2 separate regions of the Homo sapiens genome follow, and region 1 is linked to region 2. Evidence: chromatin loops called from intact Hi-C (ENCODE). Cell type or tissue: IMR-90. All regions are shown on one strand. Each heading gives the region's core, and the rest is flanking DNA. Links, peaks and the distances in the headings are about the cores only. Region 1 overlaps CTDSPL2 (CTD small phosphatase like 2). Region 2 overlaps GOLM2 (golgi membrane protein 2).

Region 1 (9,528 bases), core at 870-8,869, 130 kb before region 2:
GTTTTTGTAGATACAGGGTTTCGCCATATTGCCCAGGCTAGTCTCAAACTCCTAAGCTCAAGTGATCTGCCCACCTTGGCCTCCCAAAGTGCTGTGATTATAGGCATGAGCCACGGCACCCAGCCAAGAATATTTGTTAAGTGCTTATATGCTAAGTATTTTGCCTATTTTATCTCCTTTAGCCTGCAAAACCTTGTATTACAAAAACTATGTTAAAGCTAAGAAAACTGTTTTTGAAACTGTCTCAAAAGCTTAAATAAGCTGTCCAAAGTAACACAGCTGCTAGCTTCCTACCTTCTTGTTCTCTTTGGCTATGTTCTCAAAGTTAAGGAAAAGAATACTTTTGTCACTCATACTAAATGCCTCTATCTATACTCTCATGATCATCCCAATCAGAGTAACTGCAATGTGACACACCATGTCATTTAGCTCACTTCTTTGTAGCAGCACTCACCATACTGTATAGTGATGTTTCTGTATATTTGGCTCTTCAATTAGATCACAAACTCCTCAGGAGTCAATTCATCAACAGTTCCAATCACAAAAAAAAAAGGTGCTCATAAATGCTGGGAGAATAAATGAATGACTGTGACAACTATAGTATATCTTAATTTTCCCTTCTAGAAACCGCTAAGTTACAGAAATCCTTTCTCCATCTTCACAGTTGTCAGAAAAAATAAATAAAAAGGCTTATACAAGAGCATGAAAATACAGAACAAACATCGAACAGGAAGCCAAAGCCCTGAACTTTAGTCTATACTTTATTAGTCTTATACCACTGGGCAAAGTAATAAGCATAAAATGATGGGTCAAAGGTGGGTTAAATTGCAAATATTACCCACAAAAGAATGAACGTAATTGTATTGATTTGACTGTTAGATTCTGTATTATTTTTAAATTCTGAATTTAACATTATACATATGAATCTTTCACTTGATGACTTTAAAATAAACCTATTTTGCTGCTTGTCTCTTCACGTTGGTATTACTGGATTGCATTATATAGAAGTTTCATAATTGTATCATATTTTCTTTAAATGTTTTCTGCTGTGTCAATTACTTTTTTAAAAGTTTCCTTTTTATAGCTGAGAGAAGTACAGATGCTCCTAGACTTATGATGGGGCTATATCCCAATAAACCCATCATAAGTCACAAATATCATAGGTCAAAATGCATTTAACACCCTGATAAACCCATTGTAAAGTAAAAGAATTGGAAGTTGAACCACTGTAACTCAGGAACCATCTGTATATTATATTTCCTTAAACCAAACTATGTTTCTTTTTTTCTTTTGTCTTTCCCAAGACTGGATCTTGCTCTGCTGCCTAGGCTGGATTGCAGTGGCTCAGTCATAGCTCACGGCAGTCTGGAATTCCTGGGCTCAAGCAATCCTCCCACTTCAGCCTCCTGAGTAATTAGGACTACAGGCACATGCCACCATCCCCGGCTAATTTAAAAAAATTTTTTTTGGCCGGGCGCAATGGCTCACAGTTGTAATCCCAGCACTTTCGGAGGCCGAGGTGGGCAGATCATTTGAAGTCAGAAGTTCGAGACCAGCCTGGTCAACATGATGAAACCTGGTCTCTACTAAAAGTTAAAAAAAAAAAATAGCTGGGAGTGGTGTCACATGCCTGTAATCCCAGCTACTCAGGAGGCTGAGACAGGCGAATCGCTTGAACCCAGGAGGTGGAGGTTGCAGTGAGCCAAGATCATGCCACTGCACTGTCCAGCGTGGGCGACAGAGTGAGACTCCACCCCAGACAGGGTCTGGCTCTTTTGCCCAGGCTGGTCTCAAACTCTTGACCTCAAGCAACCCTCCTGCCTTGGCCTCCTGAAGTGCTGGGTTATAGGCCCCAGCCATCATGCCTGGCCCCAAACTATGTTTCTTAACTAATATATATTTACTGCGCTCTCTCAAATACCTGGTACCACAATAAACAACAACAACAAACACAAACAAACAAAACAAATTTAAGATAAAATCTCCATGCCCTAATAAGAAGATGGCCTTCTTCAGTTTTATTTCTGCTTTTAAGAATGGTGGAACACAATTCCATCTTGTACCCTGTCTATCCACCACAGTACTCAGAGGTAATGAAATTCCTGATCCATATGTTTCCACATTTCAAGGACAAATGGCTCCGAAACCCAATAATTATGTTTGGCCTTTATAAGGTTCCAAGTCAGGCTGCAAACTTAGGTATATAGGGAGATCTAGGAACAGAAGCAGTTTTTGGGGGGATGTCATTGATGTAATCAAACAAATCTGAAGGTATGAGACTGCCTCTAGCTAGTGACCTCAGACATAAGGGTCTAAGACTTGTGCAATAATAATAAGGATATTCATAAACATGAGCATATATTTTGTTAGTTGTATTAAATTTCTCCAAGCAATAAGATTAGTAGTAATAATTAAACTGTAAAATGACTAATACTTAGTCAAAATCTTTTAAAAAATTTCAATTTCAAAATGACTTTGGATTTTTGGGACAAAGCTTTGTTTCCAATTTTAACTTTTTCTTAACTTCCAGGAAGAAAAACCTATGCATATAATGTGCTCATTTAAGAAAAAATATGAAATACTGTTATTTTTTATCAACTACTCATGAAGATGTATAAGAAAAGAAATTTTCTTCACCTGTAAGGGGTGGGATATCACGATTAACTGTTTCTTCTGCTTCTTCTAAACCATTGTTTAGTGATGGTCTCACTTGAACTGCTTGATTTGAGTAAGCTGCTCCATTAGTTGATGTAGTAGTACTGGTAGTGATCTCATCCACCTGTTCCATATCAAGTTGTTTTACTATTTCTTCAGCTTCCACAGCCTGTCCTGGAGAATCTGATCCTGACGTTCCTGAAATCATGATTCAGTGTACTATCATCATTTAAAAATGCACCTATTTAGAAAAACTAAATGCAGCATCACCGTACAATATATTTATTTAGACTGATCATTCCTGCAGGAACAAAGCTGAGTATATTGCTTTTAGAGAATCTTTGCTAGCTATTTCAAACAATGAAGAATAAAGACTTACAGGCTAGAGTAACATTTGTGAGCAAAGTTTCTGCATCCTAGTCATGTGTGCAATTGTAATTTTTCAACCAGAGGTATCAAAAAATTAGCTGTTCCCCTAATCATGAGAACCTTTTAATTAAAAGATATAAAAATAATTTCTCAGCAAAACTCCATCTCAATAACAAAGACTGGGCCAGGTGTGGTGACTCATGCCTGTAATCCCAGCACTTTGGGAGGCTGAGGCAAGCAGATTGCTTGAGCTCAGGAGTTCAAAACCAGCCTGGGCAACATGGCTGTCTCTACAAAGAATATAAAAACTAGCTGGGTGTGGTGGTGCACATCTGTGATCCCAGCTACTCATGAGGCTGAAGTGGGAGGATCGCTTGGGCCCAGAAGGAGGTCAAGGCTGCAGTGAACGGTGATCGTACTATTGCACTCCAGCCTGGGTGACAGAGCAAGACCCTGTCTCAATTAAAAAAGAAAAAATAATAATCCCAGGTCTTTCCATTTCCTTCTGGAATCTTCCAAATGTCATTTTAAACAAAAATAACAAAAAAAATTAACCTCCAATATTCTCAACTTCCTTACAGAACATTCCTTCTCCCTTGTTGCTTTAAGTTTAACCTCTTTCCTAAAAGGTTTTTCTGATACCCTTCCCTCAATGCTCTTTATTCTCCCATACCAATATACTAATTGAATCAGAATTCATTTATCTCCATTGCTACTATCCAATCGCTGGTTTTCCACTAATGTGCAAAAAAAGTCTGCTCTTTTGAGACTGATGTCACATGGCTATATAATTCTTCACTTATCCTCACTGCTGGCACCTACCATCTACTGCCAGAATCCTCTCAATCGCAAAGAAGTTTAATACATAGCTACTAGTTTACTGCTCTATTTAACACAGTATTTTTTCTAGTTGTTATTACAGATGATGTCAATGACTCATCCAATGACTAATCCTCAAAGTTCTTGCCCTCTTCAGCTCCAACCACCTTCACTCATACTGCTCTATATCAGTTACTACCATAGCTATAACCTGGACATTAACACTGAGAAACTTCACCTCTGAAGCCTAAAATTCTAATACTGTATTAACCACTTAGCACAACCTCCTAACCCTCAAATTATATATCTCATACTCCCATTATATGTGATCTTCAAACTTGATAAAGGCCAGTCTGTTTAATTCCAAACACGTCCCTCAAACACTTCTTCTCAACCCTCCTCATCTAGTTAGACTTCGTGGTGTATCACTTAAATACACTGTCAAACTGGCAGCCTCAGTATCCTTGATCCCTCATTCCTCCACTGTCATCCATCAAGAAATCCCTCTTGAATCAACGTAACCAACAGGCTTCTCAGACCCTAGTTGCAGGCTATGGAACAAAAAATACAATTACAAAGACTGGTCATAATCCAAATAAAACAGAGACACAGAGACAGGGAAAGGCAGGGGGAGGGGAGGAGGTAGGTGGGGGGGAGGGGGGAAGAGACAGATGTGGGAGTGGAGAGAGAGGTTGTGTGTGTATGGGGTGGGGAGAGAGAGACAGAGACACACACAAAGAAAATATCAATGTAAACCTTCACTATTCTTCCCAAGTCCCTTCCACTAGAACTATCATTAATGACACCATCTCTTCCTTCCAAGAAAACTCTATCAAACTTCAACTCCTTCTTCCCCAGACATCTATTTCTGTACACACCTTCAGAGATATACACACCTTCAGAGATTCTTTACTTCAGCATGAGGGGAAAATATTACTACTGGGGTTTGTTTTTTTTGTTTTGTTTTGTTTTTTGAGATGGAGTTTCACTCTTGTTGCCCAGGCTGGAGTGCAATGGTGCGATCTCAGCTCACTGCAACCTCGGCCTCCCAGGTTCAAGCAATTCTCCTGCCTCAGCCTCTTGAGTAGCTGGGATTACAGGTGGGTGTGCGCCACCATGCCCAGCTAAATTTTTTTGTATTTTTAGTAGAGATAGGTTTCTCCATGTTGGTCAGGCTGGTCTTGAACTCCTGACCTCAAGTGATCCGCCCATCTCGGCCTCCCAAAGTGCTCGGATTACAGGCGTTGAGCCACCGCGCCCAGCCTGAATATTTTTATTTAAATATTTCATGGCATCTCAAACTCAGCATGGTCCAAATTACACTCAATTATCTATCTCCCAGGAACTTTATTTTCCTTGAATCTTCTACTCTTGTGCCATCTTCATCTCTATTCTCTTTCACCTCCAATCTGCACCAAAAATGTGTCTATTTTCTATCCTCTGATCCTTCCTGTCTTCTCTAATACAATTAAGGTCTCATCAAGTCTCACACAAACGACTACAAGTCTACTAATTGTTCTACCTGCCTATGGCCTCTTCAGAATCTAGTCTACACACTACTGCCCAAGTGATCTTTATAAAACATAGATCTGATCGTATTATTCACCAGTTTAAAACCTTTCAGGCCGCTCTGCCTATGGAGGAGGAGCCATTCTTTATTCCTTTTTCTTTTTTTTTTTTTTTTGAGACGGAGTCTTGCTCTGTCACCCAGGCTGGAGTGCAGTGGCATGATCTCAGCTCACTGCAGCCTCCGCCTCCTGGGTTCAAGTGATTCTCCTGCCTTGAGTAGCTGGGATTACAGGCACATGCCACCACATCCAGCTAACTTTTGTATTTTTCTTTAGTAGAGACATGGTTTCACCATGTTAGTCAGGCTGGTCTTGAACTCCTGACCTCATGATCCACCTGCCTCGGCCTCCTAAAGTGCTGTGATTACAGGTATAAGCCACGGTGCCCGGCCTATTCCTTTACTTTCTTAATAAAATTGCTTTCACCTTGGGGAAAAAAACAAAACAAAACAAACTTTCAATTATCCCATACTTGAATAAAGTTCATCATCTTACTATGTTAGCTCTATTATATGACTTCTTCATAGCTCTCCTACCTTATCCCTTCTCAAATGCAATGTTCCATCAATTACAAACTACAAACAGCTCTCAAATACACTATGCTGTTTTCTGCTGCAAGGCCTCTACGCATGCTGCTCCTTCTACCTGGAATGGCTTTTGCCACTTTTCCAGATTCGGCTTTTCTTTCAAGCCTTTTGTGAGCCACTACCCCTGCCACCCAGAAGACAGGACCATTCCATTCTTTTTATTTTTTTTTACGTGGACCCCCTACTTGGCTGTCCAAGCTTGAGTGCAGTGGTACAATCACAGCACACTGCAGCCTCAAACTCCTGGGTTCAAACTGCTGGATTGAAGCATTCCTCCCACCTCAGCCTCTGGAGTAGCTAGGACTACAGGCGTGCACTACCACGCCCAAATAATTTTTACATTTTTTTGTAGAGACAGGGTCTCACTATGTTGCCCAGGCTAGTCTCAAACTCCTGCCCTTGAGCAATTCTCCTGTCTTGGCTTCCCGAAGAGTTCAGATTACCGGCATCAGCCACCACACCCAGCTCCCAAGGAGCTGTATATTATTAATGAGGTGGAAAACATACACGAGACATTGACAAAATATGCTAATAAAATAAAAAAGATCTTTTTAAAAACTATGTATTTTTTTGCTGGGCACAGTTGCTCACATCTGTAATTCCAGCACTTTGGGAATCCGAGGTGGGCGGATCACTTGAAGGTCAAGAGTTTGAGACCAGCCTGGTCAACATGGTGAAACCCCGTCTCAACCAAAAATACAAAAAATATTAGCCGGGCATGGTGGCAGGTACCTACAGTCCCACCTACTTGTAAGGCTGAGGCAGGAGTATTGCTTGAACCTGGGAGGCAGAGGCTGCAGTGAGCGGGGAGATCGCGTCACTGCACTCCAGCCTGGGCAACAAAGAGAGACTTCGTCTCAAGAAAAAAAAAAAAAAAAAACCCAAACTATGCATTTTTTTAAAAAAAATCCAAATCACAGTTAACAGTTTATACTTACCATTTTTATTTGCTGGTGAAAAAAAGTTGAAGACAGGTGAAAATATGGTCCCCAACAAAGTAGTCCTTGGAGGACTGCCAGAGGAAGGATTATCTTCTAATTTTCCATTTTGTTTTACATGTTGATTTGTCATTTCATAACTACCAGCTTCTAAAAAAGAAACAAGAAAAAAGTCATGATCTAGAAAACACTGAATTTCAGAAGTGTGTTATAAATCATTCATTATAGAAGTAACTCTTTTTCCCTCAAAATACTTCACGAAAGCTAATTAATGTTAATGTTCAGGAAAGCTTATTAAAGAAACATTGAGGTAAATTACTCGTAAGTCAAATGCTCTTTATGTATCAATGTGTTTATAATGCTAATATTTACTGAGTTTTTTCAAAGTAGATTTACACCTATAGACTGAAAGGCTTCAAATCAACACAGTATAACACAAAATGAAGAAAATTCTTTGTAAACAAGCAAACTAGTTCCCACCAACTAAAACACAAATAATTTTATTTTTGTTTACATTCTAGGACGGTTCTAATTCATAAAACCTTCCCTCACATCTGCTTCTATCTAATGAATGACAGCGAAATGAATAGAGGCAACATAACTCTACTGAAGCAAAAGGCTATATATAGCAGTGTCAAAAATTACTTATGGACACTGAGACGCCATCTCAGAGTGGCTAGGGAAAATAATTTTAAGTTTCCTGTAAATCAAAATGTTCCACAGATCTTTTAAGAATATAAAAGTAAAATCAATCAACTGTTCTAATTAATCATCCTTTGATTCTCCTCAACTTTTGATGTCTACAACACTTATTTCCTTCTTTGCTATGGTTCTTTTAACTTGTTTCTTTCTCTATTTTGTCCCCCTTGTCTTGTCTCAGTCTTTTTCTCCCTCCTGGTTTGTTTTTTCTAACAATAAAGATATATTGCTGCACTGGGCAGAGACAAGGGGAGAAATTGCTGCTGTGTTTAAGATAGCATTCGTTAAAACAGTACTCCATACTCTAAAGCAGGGGTCCCTAACCCCATACCCACTGGTACCAGTCCGCAGCCTATTAGGAACTGGGCCGCAGAGCAGGAGGTGAACAAGCATTAACGCCTGAGCTCTGCCTCTACTACCTTATCTGCAGATAAGCTGCTGCATTAGATTCTTTTAGGAACACGAACCCTACTGTGAACTTTACATGCAAGGGATCTAGGTTGTGCGATCCTTATGAGAATCTAACTAATGTCTGATGATCTGAGATGGAACAGTTTCATCCTGAAACCATTCCCATCACTGTCAGTGGAAAAACTGTCTTCCACAAAACTGGTCCTTGCTGCCAAGAGGTTGGGGACTGTTGCTCTAAAGTGTTATTCTTTATAGCTGTCTCTGCTTTTCCTTAATGCTATTCTCCTTCTTTTTGACTTTGAGGAGTTTCTCTGCTATGCAACAAGGTATTGACAGAGTTTATCAACAGCGGCAGTATTGACATTTCAGTCTAATTCTTTGTTTTGAAGAGCTGTCCTGTGTATTGTAGGATGTTTAACATCTCTGACATCCACCTAGTAGACACTAGTAGCCACCCCTCCACAAGTTGTGACAACCAAAAAGGTCTCTAGATATTGACAAATGTCCCTTGGAGGAAAAAATCACCCCTAGTTGAAACCTACTGGACTAAGTGATGCAAGTCCCCTCTGAGCTCTTAAGTAGAATAATCTAGGAAGAAATTTGGTATATATTTCAATTAAATTAAGTCACAATTATTATTGCTTTAAGAAATGAGTTTATTTAGATGTTCAAAATGTTGATCCACATACATTTTTATGCTAAATAGCATAAAGGTATATACTCTATCTTTACTTACTTTAATTCAAAGTAAGATTCAAATTAGCACATTTTTATTTCACTTCATGTTACTAATAATACAAAGATTACAAAATTAAGGCAAAAATTACTCAAAGTAGTTTTGTTTTGTTTTTGAGACAGAGTCTCACTCTGTCACCCAGGCTGGAGTGTAGTGGCACAATCTCAGCTTACTGCAACCTCTGCCTCCCGGGTTCCAGCGATTCTCAACCTTCAGCCACCTGAGTAGCTGAGATTACAGGCATGCGCCACCACGCCTGGCTAATTTTTTGTGTGTGATTTTAATAGAGACGGGGTTTTGCCACGTTGGCCAGGCTGGTCTCAAATTCCTGGCCTCAAATGATCCGCCGACCTCGGCCTCCCAAAATGTGAGGATTACAGGCATGAGCCACTGCACCCGGCCTCAAAGTAGAGTTTTAAAAATAGATAAGAAATGTGTCAGGTGAGATCTCTGCTTACACCTAAATAAAACAGTATCTAAATATTAACAAACCTCCATTTACTTGACTTTTCCGTCTTACTCGAGATATCTGTTTGTTAGGTTTTTCTCCTGCTCTTGGTGTTGACGTGATCAAATTGTTATCTATATCACGTTCAATTCTACTCCGTTTTGAAGGATTTTCTCTCTCTTCCTTAAGATATAAGAGAAAAAAAAACACACTAAGCACAATCATTCTGCCTTACAGGTTACAATATTAAAATGAAAAAATACGGTATAATATACTTTCCTCTGCTTTTCATATCCAG
Region 2 (9,528 bases), core at 692-8,691:
GGCATGATTTTGCAGCGGCTGGTAGTGGTTGTTCCTTTCCATGTTTAGTGCTTCCTTCAGGAGCTCTTTTAGGGCAGGCCTGGTGGTGACAAAATCTCTCAGCATTTGCTTGTCTGTAAAGTATTTTATTTCTCCTTCACTTATGAAGCTTAGTTTGGCTGGATATGAAATTCTGGGTTGAAAATTCTTTTCTTTAAGAATGTTGAATATTGGCCCCCACTCTCTTCTGGCTTATCGAGTTTCTCCCGAGAGATCCGCTGTTAGTCTGATGGGCTTCCCTTTGTGGGTAACCCGACCTTTCTCTCTGGCTGCCCTTAATATTTTTTCCTTCATTTCAACTTTGGTGAATCTGACAATTATGTGTCTTGGAGTTGCTCTTCTCGAGGAGTATCTTTGTGGCATTCTCTGTATTTCCTGAATCTGAATGTTGGCCTGCCTTGCCAGATTGGGGAAGTTCTCCTGGATAATATCCTGCAGAGTGTTTTGCTTGTTTGTTTGTTTGTTTGTTTGTTTTTGAGACGGAGTCTCGCTCTGTTGCCCAGGCTGGAGTGCAGTGGTGCAATCTCAGCTCACTGCAAGCTCTGCCTCCCGGGTTCAACCCATTCTCCTGCCTCAGCCTCCCAAGTAGCTGAGACTACAGGTGCCTGCCACCATGCCTGGCTAATTTTTTTGTATTTTTAGTAGAGACGGGGTTTCACTGTGTTGGCCAGGATGGTCTCGATCTCCTGAACTCGTGATCCGCCCACCTCAGCCTCCCAAAGTGCTGGGATTACAGGCATGAGCCACTGCGCCTGGCCTCTAATTGTTAAGTTTTAAGAGTTCTTTGTATATTTTGCATAGATCTTTTATCAGATATGTCTTTTACAAAATTTTTCTCCCAGTCTTGTCTTCTCTTGACATTTTCACTCACAGAAGTTTCTAAATCTTTTTCTTTATTATTATTATTATTTTTTGAGACAGAGTCTCGCTCTGTCACCCAGGCTGGAGTGCATTGGCGCGATCTCAGCTCACTGCAACCTCCGCCTCCCTGGTTCACGCCATTCTCCTGCCTCAGCCTCCCTAGTAGCTGAGGCGCCCGGCACCACGCCCAGCTAATTTTTTTGTATTTTTAGTGGCGATGGGGTTTCACCATGTTAGCCAGGATGGTCTCGATCTCCTGACCTCGTGATCTGCCTGCCTCAGCCTCCCAAAGTGCTGGCATTACAGGCGTGAGCCACCGTGCCCGGCCAGAAGTTTCTAAATCTTAATGAAGTCCAGCTCATCAATTATTTCTTTCATGGATCGCTACTTTGGTGTTGTATCCAAAAAGTCATTGCCATACCCAAGGTAATCCAGGTTTTCTCTTGTTGTCTTCTAGTTTTATACTTTTGCATTTTCTATTTAGGTCTATGATCTATTTTGAGTTAATTTTTGTGGAGGGTATAACGTCTATGTCTAGATTCATTTTTTAAAAATCTAGTTGTCAGCACCATTTTTTGAAAATACTGTCTACCCCATTGTATTGCCTTTGCTTCTTTGTCAAAGACCAGTTGACTATATTTATGTGTGTCTATCTCTGGACTCTCTGTTCTGTTTCATTGGTCTATTTCTCTGTTTGTTGACCAATACCATACTGTCTTGATTACTGTAGCTCTAATATTAAGTCTCGAGGTCGAGTAGCATCAGTCGTCCAACTTTTGACTTCAATATTGTGTTGGCTATTCTGAATGTTTTGCTTCTCTATATAAACTTTATTTTGTTTTGTTTCTTTGAGACAGAGTCTCGCTCTGTCACCCAGGCTGGAGTGCATGAAGTGCTCTTGGCTCACTGCAACCTCCGCCTCCTGGGTTCAAGTGACTCTCATGCCTTAGCCTTCTGAGTAGCTGGGATTACGGATGTGCGCCACCACACCCAACTAATTTTTGTATTTTCAGTAGAGACAGGGTTTTGCCATGTTGGCCAGGCTGGTCTCAAACTCCTGGCCTCAGGTGATCTGCCTGCCTTGGCCTCCCAAAGTGCTGGGATTACAGGCTTGAGCCATGGTGCCTGGCATGCCTCTCTATATAAACTTTGGAATCAGTTTGTCAATATCCACAAAATAACTTCCTGGGATTTTGACTTGGATCATATCAATCTATAAATCATACTCCGAGGAACTGACATTTTGACAATACTGAGTCTTCCTATCCATGAAACTCAATAGCTCTCCATTTATTTAATTCTTCTTTGATTTCATTCCTTAGAGTTCTGTAGTTTTCCTTATATAGACCTTTCACACATTTTATTAAATTTATACCTAAATAATTGAATTTTGAGAGTACTACTATAAATGGTATTGTATTTTTAATTCCAAATTCTATTTGTTGACTGCTGGTATATGGAAAAGTGATTAACTTTTGTATATTAACCTTATATCCTGCAACCTTTCTATAATCACTTACTAGTTCCAGGAGCGTTTTTGTCAGTTCTCTTGGGTCTTCTACATATAAGATAATGACATCTGTGAACAAAGAGAGTTTTATTTCTTCCTTCCCAATGTGTTTACCTTTTGTTTCCCTTTTTGCCTTATTACACTAGCTAAGACTTCCAGTATAATATTAAAAAGGAGTGGTGAGAAGGCACATCCTTGCCTTGTTCATGATGTTAGGAAAACTTCTAGTTTCTCATCACTAGGTATGTTGTTACTTGTAGATTTTTTTGTAGATATTCTGTATCAAGTTGAGAAAGTTTCCCTGTATTCCTAGTTAACTGTGTTTTTATCATGAATGAGTTTTGGATTTTGCCAAATGCTTTTTCTGTATTCACTGATATAATCATGTGATTTTTTTTTTAGCCTGCTAATACGATGAATTATGTTACTTGATTTTTTAATATTAAACCAGATTTGCATACCTGGGATAAATCCCACTTGCTTGTGATACACTTTTTTCTTTTTCTTTTTTTTGGGGGGCGGGTGGTGGTGGGGACAGGGTCTTGCTGTCACCTAGGCAATGATGTGATCTTGGCTTACTGCAGCCTCCATCTCCTGGGCTCAAGCAATCCTCCCATCTCAACCTCCTGAGTAGCTGGGACCACAGGGGTGTGCCACCACACCTGGCTAGTTTTTGTATTTTTTTATAGAGATGGGTTTTTGCCATGTTGCTCAGACTGGTCTTGAACTCCTGAGCTCAAGCAATTTGCCCACCTTGGCCTCCCAAAGTGCTAGGATTACAGGCATGAGCCACTGTGCCTGGCCTATAATTCTTGTATACATTGTTGAATTCAACTTGCTAATATTTCATTGAGAATTTTTGCATATAAGATCAAGAGAGATATTGGTCTGTAGTTTTGTCTCATCTAAGATCATGAGAGACATTGGTCTGTAGTAGTGTCTTTCTCTGGTTTTGGTACTGGCATAACAATGGCATCATAGAATGAATTAGGAAGTATTCCCTCTGCTTCTATCTTCTGAAAGAGACTGTAGATAAGGGGTATAGTTTCTTCTTAAATATTTGGTAGAATTCACCGGCAAACCCATCTGTACCTGGTGCTTCCTGCTTTGGAAGGTTATTATTGATTCAATTTATTTAATACATATAAACCTGTTCAGATTATCTTTTTGTAGAGCTGGCAGACTGTGTCTATCAAGGAAGTGGTCTAGTTCATCTAGGTTATCAAATTGGTAGGCACAGAGTTGTTCATAGTATTCCTTTATTTTCCTTTTAATGTCCATGGGATCTGTAGTGATAACCCTCTTTCATTTCTGACAGAAGTAATCTGTGTCCTCTCTCTTTTTCTCTTAGCCTTGCTAGAGGCTTATGCATTTTTATTAATACTGTCAAAGAACCAGCTATTGGTTTCATTGATTTTCTCTAATGATTTCCTGTTTTTAATTTTATTGACTTCTGTTCTAATTTTTTATTATGTCTTTTATTTTGCTTACTTTGGATTTAATTTGCCTTTTTTTTTTCAATTTCCTAAGGTGGAAACTTAAATGACTGATTTTAGACCTTTCTACTTTTCTAACATATGCATTCACTGCTATACATTTCCCTCTAAGCATGACTTTCACTGCATCCTATAAATTTTGATAAGTAGTGTTTTCATTTTCATTTAGTTCAAAATATTTTTAAATTTCTCCTGAGATTTCTTCTTTGATCCATGCATTATTCAGAAATAGTTGTTTAATCTCCACATATTTTGGGATTTTCCAGTTATCTTTCTATTATTTTATTTTATTTTTGGCTGAGTACAGAAGACTTTATTGACGGTACATGACAAGGTGGGGGCTCTCTAGACCCCTCCCATTCTTCAGGGGATATGGCATGAAAACTGTGGTGGAGGGGAGCTTCTTGGTGTGGTGGGGGACGGAGTGAGGCAGGGACTCCTCAGCAGCTGAGAGCCTCTCTTTTTCTCTCGTGCTCTCACTAGGGCTGGTAGTCCGGAGGGCTGTTATTCCTTGGAGGCCATGTGGACCATGAGGTCCACCACCCCGTTGCTGTAGCAAAACTAATTGTCATACCAGGAAATTAACTTCACAAAATGGTTGCTGAGGGCAATGCTAGCCCCAGAATTAAAAGTGGAAGAGGGAGTGTCACCGTTAAAGTCACAGGGGACAACTTGGTGTTCAGTGTAGCCCAGTGTGCCCTCGAAGGGCCTTCCGATGCCTGCTTCACCATCTTCTTGAAGCCATCATATTTGGCAGGTTACTCCAGACAGCAGGTCAGGTCCACAACTGACACATTGGTGGTAGGGACGAGGAAGGCCATGCCAGTGATCTCCCCATTCAGCTCAGGGATGTCCTTGCCCACAGCCATGGAAGTTCCAGTAGATGCAGGAATAATGTTCTGCAGAGCTCCACAACCATGACGTCACAGTTTCCCAGAAAAGCCATCCATAGGTCTCCTGGGTGGCAGTGATAGCAGGGACTGTGGTCAGGAGTCCCTCCATGATGCCAGAGCTATCATGGATGATCTTGGTCAGAGAATGCTAAGCAGTTGGTGGTGCAGGAGGCAATGCTGATGATTGTGAGGTTGCTTTCGTACTTCTCATGGTTCATGCCCATCAAACAGGGGGTCAAAGGCAGCAGAGATGATGACTCTTTGGCTCTCTCCTCTAAGTGTGCCCCAGCCATATACAAGATAGTGAAGACACCAGTTGACTCCACAACACAACCAGTGCCAGCATCACTGCATTTGATTTTGGTGGTATCTTGCTCCTGGAAGATGGAGATAGGATTTCCACTGATGACAAACTTGTGATTCTCAGCCTTGACAGTGCTGTGGAGCTTGCCACTGGTGGAATCATACTGGAACATGTAGACCATGTAGCTGGAGTCAGTGAAGGGGTCACTGATGATGACAATATCCACTTTGCCAGAGTTAAAAGCAGCCCAGTTGACCAGATGCCCAGTACAGCCAAATGTGTTTACTACAACCTTCAATTTCACCAACTGTCTCAGGGACATGGCTGCTGCTGCATGGCTGCTGCTGCATGGCTGCTGCTGTGTCCTTTATCACACAGAAGGAACAGAGAGCCTATCTTTCTCTATTGATTTTCAGTTTAATTCCACTGAGGTCTGAGAGTAGACATTATGTGATTAATATTTTTTAAAATCTGTTTTATAAGTATTTTTTTGTGTGTGGTTGCTGTCTCATTTTATTTTATTTTATTTATTTATTTTTATTTTATTATTATTATACTTTAAGTTTTAGGGTATATGTGCACAACGTGCAGGTTTGTTACATATGTATACATGTGCCATGTTGGTGTGCTGCACCCATTAACTTGTCATTTAGCATTAGGTATATCTCCTAATGCTATCCCTCCCCCCTCCCCCCACTACACAACAGGCCCTGGTGTGTGATGTTCCCCTTCCTGTGTCCATGTGTTCTCATTGTTCAATTCCCGTTTTATGGTCTATCTTGGTGAGTGTTCTGTGACAGCTTGAGAAGAATGAGTCCCTGCTGTTGTTGGATGAAGTGGTTAATAGATGTCAATTACATACAGTGGATTAATACTAATTACCTATAATTTTTTGAGGAAATGCATTACTTACATTTTCTTCTTCTAATTTTTGTGGGTACATGGTAGGTGTATATATTTATGAGGTACAGGAGATATTCTGATACAGGCATACAACGTGTAATAATCACACCAGGGTAAATGGGGCATCCATCACCTCAAGCATTATCTTTTGTGTTAAAACCCAATTATACTCTTTCAGGTGTTTAAAAACATAGAATTAAACTATTATTTAGTCACTCTGCTGTTCTATCAAATACCAGACCTTGTTCATTCTTTCTATTTTTTGTACCAATTAACCATCCCCACTTCCCCCTTACCCTTCCCCAATAAGCTTCACAGCCTCTGGTAACCATTATTCTACTCTCTATTCCCATGAGTTCAACTATTTTAATTTTTAGTTCCCACCACAAATAAGTGAGGATACGTGAAGTTTGTCTTTCTGTGTCTGGCTTATTTCACCTAACATAATGACCATAGTTCCATCCATGTTGTTACAAATGACAGGATCTCATTCTTTTTTAAGGCTAAATAGTACTCCAATGTGTATATATACCACATTTTCCTTATCCATCATCTGCTGATGAGCACTTAGGTTGCTTCCAAATCCTGGCTACTGCGAATAGTGCAATAAACAAGAGAGTGCAAATATCTCTTTAATATACTGATTTCCTTTCTATATATATATTTTTCTGCATATGAATGCCAGGTCATATCCTTTCTCTTAAGTACATACCTAGCAGTGGAATGGCTAGATCATATGGTAGCTCTATTTTTAGTTTCTTGAGGAACTCCAAACTGTTCTTCATAGTGGCTGAACTAATTCACATTCCCACCAATGGTGTATGAGGGTTCGCTTTTCTCCATATCCTTGTTAGCATTTGTTATTGCCTGTCTTTTGGATACAATCCATTTTAAACAGGCTAAAGTCATATCTCATTATAGTTTTGATTTATGGTTCTTTGATGACCAATGATATTGAGCACTTTTTCATATATCTGCTTTGCCATTTGTACGTCTTCTTTTGACATATGTCTATTCAGACCTTTTGTCTATTTTCTAACTGAATTATAAGATTTTTTTTCTTATATGGTTGTTTGAGCTCCTTATATAGTCTGATTATTTATCTCTTGTCAGATAGATAGTTTGCAAATATCTTCTCCCATTCTGTGGGTTGCCTCTTCACTTTTCTTTTCTTTTCTTTTTTTTTTTTTGAGATGGAGTTTTGCTCTTATTGCCCAGGCTGGACTAAAATGGCGCGATCTGGGCTCACTGCAACCTCTGCCTCCCAGGTCCAAGCGATTCTCCTGCCTCAGCCTCCTGAGTAGTTGGGATTACAGGTGCCTGCCACTATGCCCAGGTAATTTTTGTATTTTTAGTAGAGACGGGGTTTCACCATGTTGGCCAGGCTGGTCTCGAACTTCTGACCTCAGGTGATCTGCCGGCCTCCCAAAGTACTAGGATTAAAGGTGTCAGCCACTGCACCTGGCTACTCTTCACTTTTCTGATTGTTTCCTCTGTTGTGCAGAGCTTTTTTAACTTGATGTCATCCCATCCGTCCATCTTTTCTTTGGTTGCCTGTGTTTGTGGGGTTTTACTCAAGAAATCTTTGCCCAGTCTGATGTCCCAGGGAGTTTCCCCAATGTTGTTTTTAGTAGTTTCATAGTTCAGGTCTTAGATTTGAGTCGTAAATTCATTTTGATATGGCTTTTGTATGTGGTGAGAGACAGGGAGCTAGTTTCGATCTTCTGTGTATGGATATTCAGCTTCCCCAGCACCATCTAATGAAGAGACTGTCCTTTCCCCAGTGCATATTCTTGGCACCTTTGTCAAAAATGAGTTCACTGTAGATGTATGAACTGTTTCTAGGTTCTCTATTCTGTTTCATTGGTCTATGTGTCTGTTTTTATGCCAGTACCATGCTGTTTTGGTTACTACGGCTCTGTAGTATAATTTGAAGTCAGGTTATGTGATTCCTCCTATTTTGTTCTTTTTTCTCAGGATAGCTTTGGCTATTCTAGGCCTTTTATGATTTCATATAAATTTTAGGATTGTTTTTTCCATTTCTGGGAAGAATGTCATATTTTGATAGGGATTGCATTGAATCTGTGACTGCTTTGGGTAGTATGAACATTTTAACAATATTGATTCTTCCAATCTATGAACATGGAATATCTTTCCTTTTTGTGTGTGTGTCCTCTTCAATTTCTTTCACCAATGTTTTACAGTTTTCATTGTAAAGATCTTTCATTTCTTTGGTAAAGTTAATTCCTAGGTATTTTATTTGTAGCTATTGTAAATGGGATTATGTTCCTGATTTCTTTTTCAGATTATTCGCTGTTGGCATATAGAAATGCTACTGATTTCTGTATGTTGATTTAGTATGCTGCAACTTTACTGAATTTATCAGTTCTAATAGTTTTTTGGTGGAGTCTTTAGGTTTTTCCAAATATAACATCACCTGCAAACAAGGATAATTTGACTTCTTCCTTTCCGATTTTGATGTTCTTTGTTTGTCTGTGTTTTTTTTTTTTTTTTTTTTTTGAGACAGAGTCTTGCTTTGTTGCCCAGGCTGGAGTGTAGCGGCGCAATCTCAGCTCACTGCAAGCTGTGCCTCCCGGGTTCACGCCATTCTCCTGCCTCATCCTCCTGAGTAGCTGGGACTATAGGCACCCGCCACCACGCCCGGCTAATTTTTTGTTATTTTTAGTAGAGACGGGGCTTCACCATGTTAGCCAGGATGGTCTCTATCTCCTGACCTCGTGATCCACCCAACTCGGCCTCCCAAAGTGCTGGGATTACAGGCGTGAGCCACCACACCTGGCCACCTTTCTTTCTTTCGTCTGATTGCTCTAGCTAGGACTTCCAGTACTAGGTTAAATAGCAGTGCTTAAAGTGGGAATCCTTTCACCTTCCTTTCTGATTTGGATGTCCTTTATTTCTTTCTCTTTTCTTATTGCTCTAGCTAGGTCTTCCAGTACTAGTACTGGAAGTCTAGGTCAAATAACAGTACTAGATCAAATGACAGTGGTGAAAGTGGGCATCCACTTCGTGTTCTAGATCTTAGAGAAAAGGCTTTCAGTTTTCCCTCTTCAGTATGATACTAGCTGTGGGTCTGCCACATATGGCTTTTATTATGTTGAGGTATGTTCTTCTTTCTACATCCAGTTTTTTGAGGATTTTTATCATGAAGAGATGTTAAATTTTATCAGATGCTTTCTCAGCATCAATTGAAATGACCATATGGTTTCTGTCCTTCATTCTGTTGATACGACATACCACATTAATTGAGTCATGTATACTGAAGCATCCTTTCATCCCTGGGATAAAACCCACTTGTTCAATGATACATGATCTTTTTAATATGTTCCTTAATTCGGTTTGATAGTGTTTTGTTAAGGATTTTTGCACCAATGTCCATCAGAGATATTGGTCTGTGGTTTTCTTTTTCCTTGATGTGTCTTTAACTGGTGTTGGTATCAGGCTATTACTCGTCTCCTAGAATGAGTTTGGAAGTATTCCCTCCTCCTCTATTTTTCAGAATAG

What was found. Peaks named below come from ENCODE experiments on the same cell type or tissue, not always from the same donor. Only the 100,000 strongest peaks of a DNase experiment are listed, where the experiment ranks them.
Region 1: it touches region 2 in a loop (2.1-fold over the local background); 1 of 110 quality-filtered maps calls a loop at or near these places.

The regions. Positions count from the first base shown.
Region 1 is chr15:44,484,109-44,493,636 of GRCh38, reverse strand. CTDSPL2 (CTD small phosphatase like 2) reads right to left here. Exons shown (of 13, transcript NM_016396.3): 3 at 9,275-9,413; 4 at 6,937-7,086; 5 at 2,638-2,853. Among named protein-coding and RNA genes, the nearest start is that of EIF3J-DT, 48 kb to the left of the region's middle. In IMR-90, for the core only: no CTCF peak of the experiment used is centred there; DNase peaks (open chromatin) are centred at 2,836 and 3,966; H3K27ac peaks cover 492 bases.
Region 2 is chr15:44,350,575-44,360,102 of GRCh38, reverse strand. The region is part of intron 6 of GOLM2 (golgi membrane protein 2); the gene reads right to left. It also overlaps the pseudogene GAPDHP43. Among named protein-coding and RNA genes, the nearest start is that of GOLM2, 67 kb to the right of the region's middle. In IMR-90, for the core only: no CTCF peak of the experiment used is centred there; no DNase peak of the experiment used is centred there.